3 separate regions of the Homo sapiens genome follow, and all the other regions are linked to region 1. A link is a contact called in ENCODE Hi-C or POLR2A ChIA-PET data. All regions are on one chromosome and are shown on one strand. The core of a region is the stretch at or near the end of the contact, and the rest is flanking DNA. Distances in the headings are between cores, read along the strand shown.

Region 1 (4,013 bases), core at 1,446-3,945:
TTTCCAGTACTTATTAATCATCCAGCCGTTTCTTTTTTGCAGTTAACATTAGCACATGATGCTGGACTAGTAATACCAAGGTTTTTGGTATTTTGCTTTCTTGGCTGAGCACAGTATTATAATTCCCCGAAAAGTTATGTATAATCACAGTGTTATCCAAATAAATGAAAGACTCAAGAATAATTTCAGTGTCCATATTTCAAAAATTTATTTATCTCAAACTGTGCATAATGGAGTAAAAACTTAAGTTGAAAATGTACCTGTTATAAGGATGATATTAGTTCAAATATATACATGGATTCTCGGCAGACTGATTCAAATAATACAGAGCCGAATCTTTTAAAATACAACTACGGAAAATAAAGGGGGGAAAACCTTAAAATATCACAATAAATTTACAGAAATATTACAAACCATAAGAAAATATTTCAAACACAGTAATTTCATGGTTTTTTTTATCTGAACAAAATGGAAAGTTGGGATCGAACAAAAGCTATTATAAATTACCAACGGTGTCAACCTGCATGGCCATTTTTGCTTTTAACAGTAAGTTATAAAATTTAGTACAGTCTAAAACTTTTGCCCTTTTTAAACAAGACCACAGAGATGGTTCGCCAGTACTTATTCTAATTTTTTCCTTTTGTACAATTTTTAAACAATTAAAATGTCCAAATTTGAATAATTTTCTTCTTTTCACGTTTGCAACTGTCCTAAATTTCAGCTGCAGAATCAAAATTCAGCAAGAAGCCTCTCCTTGAAAAATATTGGCAAATTCTCAGCTTATAAACAATGGACATTTTGATTGCCATGTTTATCTCGATAAATACTGTACAAAAGTTGCTTGCAAATATTAAAACATTTTTTTCGTCGCTTGGAGACTAGCTCTAAATATTATTGGTAAAGACTTTTGCAAACTTCCTGCAAAGCTCCTACCGTACCACTAGAACTTTTAAAAAGTTTTTCGTAGCTTTCTTTCCTCCAGATCTATACAAGGTCCATTCCCCCGCCCTCCCCACCCTCCCCAGGTTTTCTCTGTACAAAAATAGTCCCCCAAAAAGAAGTCCAGGATCTCTCTCATAAAAGTTTTCTTGTCGGCATCGCGGTTTTTGCGTGAGTGTGGATGGGATTGGTGTTCTCTTTTGCAGCTGTCATTTGCTGTGGGTGATGGGATTTTTTTTTTTCCTTTTTCTTTTTGAGCGTACCGGGTTTTCTCCATGCTGTTTCTTACTCTCCTCTTTTGCACCCCTCCCATTTCCCTCGTTTTTCTTTGAAAATTTCTCCCCCCTCCAGTTCGCTGTCCGGCCCTCACATGTGTGAGAGGGGCAGTGTGCCGTTAATGGCCGTGCCGGGCACCGGGCCGCTCTGGTAGTGCTGGGACATGTGAAGTCTGCTGGGGGCGGCGGGTTCCGGCACCTCGGCGCCGGGGAGATACATGCTGATCATGTCCCGGAGGTCCCCGGCCTGGCAGGGCGCCCTGGAGTGGGAGGAAGAGGTAACCACAGGGGGGCTGGAGCTGGCCTCGGACTTGACCACCGAACCCATGGAGCCAAGAGCCATGCCAGGGGTGCCCTGCTGCGAGTAGGACATGCTGTAGGTGGGCGAGCCGTTCATGTAGGTCTGCGAGCTGGTCATGGAGTTGTACTGCAGGGCGCTCACGTCGTAGCGGTGCATGGGCTGCATCTGCGCTGCGCCGTGCGCATTGAGGCCCGGGTGCTGCGGGTAGCCCAGCTGGTCCTGCATCATGCTGTAGCTGCCGTTGCTCCAGCCGTTCATGTGCGCGTAACTGTCCATGCGCTGGTTCACGCCCGCGCCCAGGCCGGCGCCCACCCCGACCCCGCTCGCCATGCTATTGCCGCCGGGGGCCAGCAGCCCGCCGGGCAGCGTGTACTTATCCTTCTTCATGAGCGTCTTGGTTTTCCGCCGGGGCCGGTATTTATAATCCGGGTGCTCCTTCATGTGCAGCGCTCGCAGCCGCTTAGCCTCGTCGATGAACGGCCGCTTCTCCGTCTCCGACAAAAGTTTCCACTCGGCGCCCAGGCGCTTGCTGATCTCCGAGTTGTGCATCTTGGGGTTCTCCTGGGCCATCTTGCGCCGCTGCCCGCGGGACCACACCATGAAGGCATTCATGGGCCGCTTGACGCGGTCCGGGCTGTTTTTCTGGTTGCCGCCGGCCGCCGCCGCGGTGGAGTTGCCGCCGCCGCCCCCCGAAGTTTGCTGCGGGCCCGGCGGCTTCAGCTCCGTCTCCATCATGTTGTACATGCGGGCGCTGTGCGCGGGCCCGGCCCGCCGGCGGCCGCCGACCCTCGGCCCGGCCGGGACTTTGGGGGGCCCGCGGGCGGGGGGAGAGGAGGAGGGGAGGCGGGCGGGGGTGTCGGGAGCGCAGGGCTCCGCGAGGAAAATCAGGCGAAGAATAATTTGGGGGAAAAAAAGAGAGAGGCAAACTGGAATCAGGATCAAAAAAAGCGCTTCCCTCCTCCTCTGGCCGATCCTGCCGCCGCCGATGATTGTTATTATTATTTTTTGGAAAGGCTTAAGCCTGGGGCTCAAACTTCTCTCCCTTTCTTTCTCTCTCCTCTTCTTTCTCTCAGTCCTAGTCTTAAAGAGGCAGCAAACTACTTTCCCCCTTTTGCAAACACTCTCTTCTCTGCCTTGACAACTCCTGATACTTTTTTGAACAAGTTAATAGACAACCATCCATGTGACGGGGGCTGTCAGGGAATAAATGGGTTTCTAGCGACCAATCAGCGCGCGGCGGCTCCTCCACTCGAGCCCAGCCTCGCTGCCGGGTTTTGCATGAAAGGGGGCGGGGCCTCCCGCGCCGCCGGCCGCGCGGGGGAGGCCGGGGGAGGAGGGGGCAGGCGAGGAGGGGGAGGAGGCTCCCAGAGCCAGCCTGCCAGCCACTGAGAAACCTTTGTATCCCCTCTCGCAGCAACAGGTCACACCACACGCCTTTTCGAAGGAAGTGGGTAAACAGCACTAAGACTACGTGGGTTTTTTTTTCTTTAAACTTAATATTGATTTACTTTTTGGTGCAGGGTACTTAAATGAGGATGGGACGCGGGAAGCAGCTAAGGTGCGGGGGTGGGGCAGGGCACAGTGGGTGGCTCAGGGCGGCTGTCCAACTCGTATTTCTGGAAACAGCCAGTGCAGGAGTTGGTGTGTCATTGTTCTCCCGCTCATCCACAGCACTCCCCCCCAACTCCAGCCCCTCTGGTGCCGCTCCCGTACTGCGCTCTTCCGCTCTCCTCTCTTACCTTACAGGTGCCAACACTCTCTCACGCCCTTCTCACAGTCCCGACTAGAAGTTAGGAGACCCAAACCTCTGTCCTCAAAACCTTCCTTGCTTCCACGTAACTTGCTCTGTTCTTAAAAATAAATCCTGCTCGGACCATAAGGCAGACTCTAGAGCTGAGAACCAGCAGGCCTTGGTAAGCTGCCATCTCCCTGTCCAACTCAGCTCTTTGGCCCAGGAAACTGCAGCTCTTCCTCTTAGCCCCAGCCACATCTCCCACTAGACTGTCTTCATTCAACCGTAGCAAAGGGGATGCTTCTACTGTCTGCCCCCACTCCCCATTCCCATCCCATGCCTCCCCGTAAGAAGGGTTTCGGTCGTGCGGCTTTCAAATGGGGGCTGGGGAAAGACACAGACGGAAGGGCGCTCAAAAGTGCAGGCGATGGGGGAGGGTGATTTCAACTTCCTGGCATCCCACGGCACTGTATGGAGGTGGCTTTTGGGCCGCAGTCACAAACTCCCTCCCACGCAGAGTTCCCAGGACTCCAGCAGAACCAGCCCTGGCATTTTCCCCGTAGATTTCCATTGTGGTGGCCGCAAAGCCCAGGCCGCGCAAGGCTGGGGCTGCGCCGCAAAGGGGCTCAAGGCCTGGGAGGCGGGGTCGATGCTCTCCAGGCACAGGTGCAGGCAGCGCACACTGGGAGAAGGCGGCCGGGACTGGGGAAGGGGGAGCCCAGCAAGGCCCGGGTTAGAGGAGGATGAGATGGGGGCGGGGGTAGGG
Region 2 (4,097 bases), core at 1,543-4,042, 720 kb after region 1:
CAGAAAGTGAGAGGTAGAAATAAAAACCATGAATTCACTTTCCTCCTGCCTTCTGATCTCCTGATCACAGACCTAAATGAACCCTAAGCCAGAAAACGAGAGAGCTGCTCATGGATACAGTTCATTAAGGTCACCCTCCTAACCTTTCTGTTCCTCTGGAGCACAGAGCAGGAAAAAAAGGTAGAGAGAGGATCTGGGGAAAAGCAAAATACATCCAGCAATATAGCAAAGCAATATAGCAATATAGTGAAGTAAATGTTACTTTCACAGGGTGAAATGAAACAATCTATGTAAAGCATTTAGTACAATGTCTGGCGTATGGCTTTTAGTTGGTGGGGGAACCCCTTATTTGCCTGGCATTATAGTTCCAAGTGTGGATTTTTGCAGTGATAATTTCCAAACTTTAGGTGATGATCAATTAGTGGGCTGTGAGTTTAGTAGGTTTTCTAGCACTTATTTTTTTAAGAAACAGAAAAGACCAGCATGCATTTCATGAAGTAAGGATAAGTATTATCTCATAAATAAATCTACTATGTATATCTGTGCGTGCAAGTATGTATTTGCTCCTTGGGTCACAGTGTAAAATATATTTCTTACTAAGGATGACAGTCAAAAAATGTTTGAAAGCCACAGTGCAAGAACACTCTTAGCTACCGCTCTCAACTCTCACTTATTTCTTCCCAAGGAGAAGTGACTTACCTGATTTAAAAATTTGGGATGAGAAACTAAGAAGATGTGCTTGAGTCCTTTCTCATTCTTTTGTCCCTACCCCCTCTTTTGTCTTTTATTACTTTCTATAGTAAACTAAATAATGTGTTCCAAAGATTTCAGGTCCTAATACTTGGAACCTGTGAATGTTACCTTATATGGCAAAGTGTTGGAAACTATGATTAAGTTAAGGATCTTAAGAAGGGGAGATTATCCTGGATTATCTGGGTAGCTGGTAAATGCAATTACATATATCCTTTAAGAGGAAACCAGAAGGAGATTTTACAAACAGAAGAGAAGGACAATGTGAAGATGGAAAAGTTGGAGCAGAGTGAGATTTCAAGATGCTGGCTTACAAGACTGCAGTGATTCAGTCACAAGTCAAGGAATGCTGGCAGTCACCAGAAGCTAGAAGAAATGAGGAATGATTATCCATTCATCAGTCAGTGGACATTTAAAAAGATTACTTTTCAAGGCTGTTTCTAGGATCTTGGCAGGTAGGTAAGAGGCAACCAGACTTAAGATTCATGAGTGAGGTATCATGAGAATGAGGAAGGCTTCTACACTCCAATTTGCACTCTGGCTTCCCTCATAATAATAGCCCCACACTGAGTGATGACCATAAGCAGAACACAATATGTGCATAATCTCTACGTTCACAAAAACTCGGCAAGGTAGTTATCATTACCTTCATTTTACAAATGAGGAAGAAACTCAATCAGAAATAACTTTTCCAAGTCACAGTATTAGTAAGTGACAGAGCCAGGTTACCTCCAGTTTGATCTGCCACCAAAAAAAGAGCTATCTCCAGCTCAACAAAATGTCTTGCTGTGTTGCTACTCCCAATTTCCTGAGTCTGGGTTTTGTAAAGTCTCAAAGCTAATTAGAGTCTACTGTAAATCTATTCCTCCAGAAACTGCATTACACAGTTTGTACATACCAAAAATATGCATAATAAATTTTTCCAGATAGCATTCTAGCTTGTTGATGCCAATTTGGTCCCAAGGTCTTATGCCTCACTTGATTATTTATTTTGTAATTGTTGGGTAAAAACCAGATAAAAGAGAGGCAAAAGAGGAAGTTATAAACTTAATGCTAGTGTCTTAGTGCTGGATGTCACCTTAAATCATGTGTTGACAATAAATTACATCACAAAAACCTTAGCGCTAGAAGAGCTCTTGGATTATCAAATGCAAACTGCTTTTACAGATGAGGAAAACAAACCCAAAAATTTTGCATATTTGTTTAATAACTAACAAACTCATCAAAGCAGAATTGCATTGCAATGTAAACGGATATTTAACACTGTAAATTCTGAGTGGGAAGTAACTCCAAACTTATTTTGATCATGCAAACGTTGCATTGTAAAATTCCATTATTGTCTCCATTATTTTTTTCTTCTCAAGCATTTATGTAGGGATGTATGAAACTGATGTCCACGTAAGGGCAAAATCCAGCCCTACTTTTTATTTTGGGTGAGGAGGAAAACTTTTAAATAGCCCTTTTCAGTTGTAGGATCTTGACATTCCATGTTCAGAATATGAACTGTCTTTAATCCCATTCTACAAAACGAAAACCCAAATATTCACAAAGTCTTGTCAAGTCACATCCTTAAATGAAGTTCTTTTACATTAAAAAATGCTACCGAGCAATCCCTGAAACACAGTGTGGTTGGTTTCATTTGTTTTTCTGGGCATCTCGTTTCCTACACTGGGTTACAACATATTTGTTTGGGTTCGTGGTGGAAATGTCACAGCATGTTTAACTACATTCATTACCCTTGACAATTATTAACATAAAATAAAGGCAAAACGAGGTGCTAAGATGTAGGGGGAAAAAATCGGTCTGAGTAAGGCTGCCCATGCCCTTCCCTGCAAGAATTTCCAAATACCCACCGCCCAGGAGCAAAGGACAGAAAACACAGAGAAGCCCCACCCCTACACCCAGAAATAAAGAGATCCGCCCACCCTTCAACCAACCCGAAGTCGCTTTCTCCGCTCTGTCCACTGCTTGAGCGACTTTCCTTCTCCTCCGCGTCCCCTTTTACGACAGTTTTCCGGCCTAGTTTGCGGCTGCTCCTGCCGTGTTGCGTAGGGCGCCTGTGCTTGAGGTTGGGGGTTGCGTCGCTCTCTGGTAAAGGCGTGCAGGTGTTGGCCGCGGCCTCTGAGCTGGGATGAGCCGTGCTCCCGGTGGAAGCAAGGGAGCCCAGCCGGAGCCATGGTGAGTGCGGCCTTCCGGTCTTCTTGGCGACCTCCGGCCCAGGCCTCAACCTCAGCTCCCCGCCTCGGAGGTGTGGAGTTGAAGTTGTGCTCCTTAGTGCGACTGCGGGCGGGAGGTTTCGGTTATTGGGGAGTCACACTCACCAGGACACAACCCTGTTGGCTCGCTCTCTTGGGGGTTTGTGTTTTTACATCGTCTTTCTGCACGGTTCTCCAGCTTCTTGTCCGCACGGGCTCTGCAGGTGTTGCTTGCCTGGAACTCCTGTAAGGTCAGAGGCTGTCATGGACTCGGAGATTAGTGGAAACGTATTTGATTATAAGTGCCCTTGCCCTAACACATCTTCACAGCACTAGCTCCACTTTGCTATGTCCTTCTCTTTGGCTTTTGCTGACAGATGTCTTCTCCATGCTTCCTGAACATATTTGGGCCTGTCTTGTTAGGAAACAACAGGGCAGTGCCAAAGGTATTAGTCTCCTAGTTTAGCCCACGTTTAGCCTCGAAAATGCGTTGTTAGAATTTTACAGGAGCCGTCTGTAAACAGTTTTTCCTTCTGTAGCAGAAACCTTATTTCCACATTTTTTTTTTTTTTTTTGAGACAGAGTCTTGCTCGGTCGCCTAGGCTGGAGTGCAGTGGCACAATCTTGGCTCACTACAAGCTCCGCCTCCCGGGTTCGCCATTCTCCTGCCTCAGCCTCCCAAGTAGCTGGGATTACAGGCGCCCACCACCACGCCCAGCTAATTTTTTTTTTTTTTGTATTTTTAGTAGAGACGGGGTTTCACCATGGTAGCCAGGATGGTCTCGATCTCCCGACCTAGTGATACGCCCGCCTCGCCTCCCAAAATGCTGGAATTACAGGCGTGAGCCACCGCGCCTGGCCTATTTCCACTACTTTTGATTGAACTTTAATGTGACTTAATTTGTCTGGTGATGAAAGAAGTTTTCAAAGGGAGGGAATCATCTTTTTCACTATTGTAAAGATAAATAAGCAAGTCGAACTTGCCCTCTTTCCCATATGATGAATCCTGTAACTTTAATGCATTCAGCATAACAGATGCAGTAGTTTTAAAGATTACTGGACAGAATATTTCCGCCTTAAAAGTTGTTTCTCTGCCAGGCATGGTGGCTTATGCCTATAATCTTAGCACTTTGGGAGGCCAAGGTGGGAGGA
Region 3 (4,072 bases), core at 340-2,839, 800 kb after region 1:
CAACCACCAGGTTTCAATAACAACAAAAGTCAATTAACTATGTACTCAAATTTCACCTAGGTCATTGGTCTGACATCAAGTCTTAAACCGAGAACGTCAATGTTAACTACTCACGCATTAACATAAAGTCTCATTTCCAACAGGCACTGTTCCTACTTTAAGTTTACCACCTAAGGAGATTTAAACTTGCAAAAAGCTTAGGGGGATCCTTTATACGCTGTGATTCCCCATTATGCTGGTACCACGTGACAGTTAAACCAAATCCACAGAGCTAATCAGTAAACTAAGAAAAGAAAATCAAAATGCTGAAAATAGAAAATCGTGGCCAAATAAAATAAAAACCCATAGGATAAAAGGTACGCTGAAATGAAAACCTGTGAGAATTCACTTTGCATACGCACAATACTCATGTATTAGAAGAAGGCCCTTCATAAAAATAGCCAAGACTCTCAAACATTTGAGATGCTGGCTTAGTGAGATTGACTGACAGACAACAGCTGGGGAGATTCTGTATTGATCTTCTAACAACCTGGCGTATTTCGGGAAAATAAGGAGAAAAGAACGCTATAGTGGCAAAAAATAAACTATTAGGATTTCATTTTCAGATATGTGAACGCTGAATGCCCCACCAAATTCCTCTACTCTATTCCTCTTACGTTTTTCAGCCCCGATTCCATAGTAATGGATGTCCTTCCTCCCAAGCAAACAAACAAAAAACCTCGTGGGAGAAAAAACAAAACAAAACAAAACCTCCCTCCAAAAACAGGGGCAGTGATATAAAGAAATTAGTCACCTCTCCACCTATCTCCCTGATCCATTTCGCATTTTAAATCTTACTTTAAAGCTCACAACTCTCCTTTTCTTCCGTAATAGAGGGGCTAAGGCGCCGCCCAATTTCCCAGGCCGCAAAAATATTCCAACCCGCCACAATTCAAGGTTTTCTGCTTTTCTGTATTTGATCCTAACCCTCAATCCGGTACCCCCATTCTCCTCAGACACTAAAGATTTGTTGGCCCAAAACTCAAATACAAGGGTGAATTCCAAAGATTCCGCGATACACCCGCCCCAAGGGGTGGGGAGGGGTCGGAGGAGCGGGCTGAGGAGCTCCCGCCCGGCCCAGTTCGAGGGGCGGGGGAGCGGGTGAGACCACACAATCCCACCGCCTCCTTTCACGACTCCCCCACCTCCCAGAGCTCGGGCCTGCTCCGAAGGAGCTCCCGCCGCCCAGCAGCCACTCAGTTGCTTCCCACCGGCCCGCCAAGAACCGCACTAGCAACCAAGAGGGTTCATAACTAGGAAAATGCAAGAGGTGTCCGACGTGTTGTTTCAAAACATAACGGAGCCCCGGCCCCCGAGACCGTTAAACCGCGGGTGGAGGGGGGAGAAGCAAGGAATCCAGCGGCCTCGAGCTTTGGCCTGGCTGCCTTTCCGACCCCAAACCTCACTCTCTGGGACCACCAACCCTCCCTCAAACGCGCTCCAGCACCCAGAACACTCGACAAAGTGGCAAAACGGTCAGTACCTTGTAGAAAGCCCCGTTAGAGCCGCGAACCTCCACCGTCAGCTCCGCCATGTTGGAACCGCAAAGGCCGCTGGGAAGAGATTCTAGAAACTTTCCAACCAGAGGGGAGGAGGGGGGAGGGGCGAGAAGGAGGCGGGGAAAGGGGAGGGGAAAACAGGGCTGGGATTGGGATCCCCCGCCCTTCACCCCTGGGGTCTCAACGTGCCGCCCCGACTCTCCAGGTGGGATCCCTGCGCACCCTGCATCACCGGCTTTGGGCTCCGCCTGCCGCCGTCTACGTCGGATTTGCCTCCAGACACAATCGCCCGACCTTTGTTGACCCGCCCCTAGGTCTCCGCCCCACAGTGCCCGCAGTTCGCACCGCGGCGGCCGAGTAGTGCCTCCAGCTGCCACAGAATGAACTGCCCAGGCACAGCCTGCCCGGCGCATCGGCATTCCCCTGAGCTCCGGCATCCTGACCTTAAACTTCTGGAAGTGCTGGCTGCCCTGGAATGGCTTTCTCACCCACTTTTTGGGCTCCAGTTGCCCTGGGGAAGAGGGATGCCTACAAAATAGACATACTGTTGTGCCCCAAGTTATTTCGCCCCGCTCTTTTTTTAAAAAAAGTTGGGCCTTCTCTTCACTCAAATTCCACAGTTCCACACCCCCTCAAACAATTTGGCCTAGCCCTCTCCCCACCTGTTACCACTTTAGCTCTTTAAAAGTCAAACTGAGTATTTTCAGGGCAAGTAATTGTGTTCACACCCTAGAACAGAGTTTAGGTGAATTCGCCTTATTAAAAGTAGTCAGACAAACTTAATAGAGCAGGAGACCACGTTTTCCTCTGTTAAATGCATGCAAATTTCCGCAAATAGGATCAAAGCAGAACCATCTCCAGTTTTGTAAGCATAACAAATACTTTGGGTATGGATTTTAACAACTTAATACTGAAGCTCCTTCCCTAAGCAAGGGCTTTGGAAAATAATACTATAAGTGCTCCTTGTTATACTTACATTATTACCGTTTTCGCAGAAAAACTTAAGAAAGGATACTTTGCTAACATTCTATACTTCCCATGAAACGCCCACTGACCCAGTTTTTCAGATTCTAAAAAAATAAAATGTACACAACATTTTATGAGCACGTCTGCATCTCTGAAGATTCTGGGAAAAAATGAGGGCTGTGAAAGTGCTCACTGTTGTTATGTACAGGATATTCTATTTATTTATTTATTTAGAGACAGGGTCTCACTCTGTTACCCAAGATGGAGTGCAGTGGCGTGATTACGTGGCAGCCTGGACTTCCCAGGCTCAGGTGATGCTGCCACCTCAGCCTCCCGAGTAGCTAGGACTACAATATTTATTTTATTTTATTTTATTTTATTTATTATTATTTTTTTAGACAATCTCGCTCTATCGCCCAGGCTGGAGTGCAGTGATGAGATCTCAGCTCACTGCAACCTCCGCCTGCTGGTTCAAGTGATTCTCCTGCCTCAGCCTCCGGAGTAGTTGGGATTACAGGCGCGCACCACCACACCCAGATAATCTTTTTGTGTTTTTAGTAGAGATGGGGTTTCACCATGTTGGCCAGGCTGGTCTGGAACTCCTGACCTCATGATCTGCCTGCCTCGGGATTGCAGGCATGAGCCACCGTGCCCAGCCTATGTATTCACTCCCGGCCTATTTTTTTTTTTTTTTTTAAGACAGGATCTCTATCGCCAAGGCTGAAGTGCAGTGGCACAATCATAGCTCACTGTAACCTTGAACTCTTGGCCATCCCACACTGGGCTGGGATGTTCTTTTTAAAGTGTTGATCATCATGAGAAAAATGTAAACAACTAAATGCCCATCAATGAGTAATAGCCACCATTTATTAAGGGCACCTTATGCTAACACTCTATATTGTATCTCATTGTGATCCTTCAGAATTATAATGTCCCATTTGCTTTCTTAAAAAGTTTTCTTTAGATATAATTCTCCCATTTATAATGTACAATTCAGTAGTTTTTAGTATATTCACAGATTTGTGCAACCATCACCACAGTCAATTTTAGAACATTTTCATCACTGCAAAAATAACCCCATACCTGTTAGCGTTCACTCTAGATTTAACCCCAGCTCCCCAGGCCCTAGGAAATCACTATCCTGTTTTCTACCTATATAGATTGGCCTAGTCTAGATATTTAATATAAATGAAATCGCGGAATATGTGTTGTTTTATGACTGGCTTTCTTTTTTCTTTTTCCTTTTTTTTTTTTTTTGAGACAGAGTCTCACTCTGTTGCCCAGGCTGGAGTGCAGTGGCTTGATCTCCACTCACCACAACCTCCACCTCCTGGACTAAAGTGATTCTCCCGCCTCAACCCCCTGCCCCACAAGTAGCTGGGAGTACAGACACCACCCACCACGCCCGCCTAGCCTAATCTTTGTATTTTTTGTAGAGATGGGGTTTCACCATGTTGCCCAGGCTGGTCTCGAACTCCTAAGCTCAAGTTATCCACTGCCTCCGCCTCAGCCTCCCAGAGTGCTAGGATTACAAATGTAAGCCACTGCACCTGGCCTATGATTGGCTT

The links. Hi-C counts contacts between places; a loop is a spot of excess contacts on that map. ChIA-PET counts read pairs that join two places held with the same protein, here RNA polymerase II (POLR2A). Pooled maps may share reads with other maps.
Region 2: a map of endothelial cell of umbilical vein shows a loop between it and region 1 (2.8-fold over the local background). The contact joins the promoter of DNAJC19 here to the promoter of SOX2 in region 1. A Hi-C loop is called at or near these places in 1 of 168 maps with a recorded cell type or tissue (endothelial cell of umbilical vein) and 9 of 50 pooled maps. POLR2A ChIA-PET finds 5 or more read pairs at or near these places in 1 of 52 experiments (activated T-cell).
Region 3: a loop to region 1 is called in a map of testis, with 6 times the contacts of the local background. The contact joins the promoter of FXR1 here to the promoter of SOX2 in region 1. A Hi-C loop is called at or near these places in 4 of 168 maps with a recorded cell type or tissue (GM12878, K562, endothelial cell of umbilical vein and 1 more), 3 of 37 single-sample maps with no recorded cell type and 15 of 50 pooled maps. POLR2A ChIA-PET finds 5 or more read pairs at or near these places in 2 of 52 experiments (BJ and WTC11).

Annotation. Positions count from the first base shown.
Region 1 is chr3:181,710,607-181,714,619 of GRCh38, reverse strand. It overlaps SOX2 (SRY-box transcription factor 2), which reads right to left and starts at 2,695. Exons shown (of 1, transcript NM_003106.4): 1 at 184-2,695. The coding sequence starts at 2,259. The coding sequence ends at 1,306. All of the region lies in intron 6 of SOX2-OT (SOX2 overlapping transcript), which reads right to left. RefSeq lists enhancers at 854-1,705, 1,706-2,559, 2,560-3,412, 3,413-4,013, a silencer at 2,795-2,854 and a promoter at 2,434-3,467.
Region 2 is chr3:180,988,431-180,992,527 of GRCh38, reverse strand. It overlaps DNAJC19 (DnaJ heat shock protein family (Hsp40) member C19), which reads left to right and starts at 2,792. Exons shown (of 6, transcript NM_145261.4): 1 at 2,792-2,928. The coding sequence starts at 2,926.
Region 3 is chr3:180,910,187-180,914,258 of GRCh38, reverse strand. FXR1 (FMR1 autosomal homolog 1) reads right to left here and starts at 1,589. Exons shown (of 17, transcript NM_005087.4): 1 at 1,523-1,589. The coding sequence starts at 1,573. RefSeq lists enhancers at 1,318-1,407, 1,978-2,127, 1,943-2,598 and silencers at 1,558-1,657, 1,664-1,958.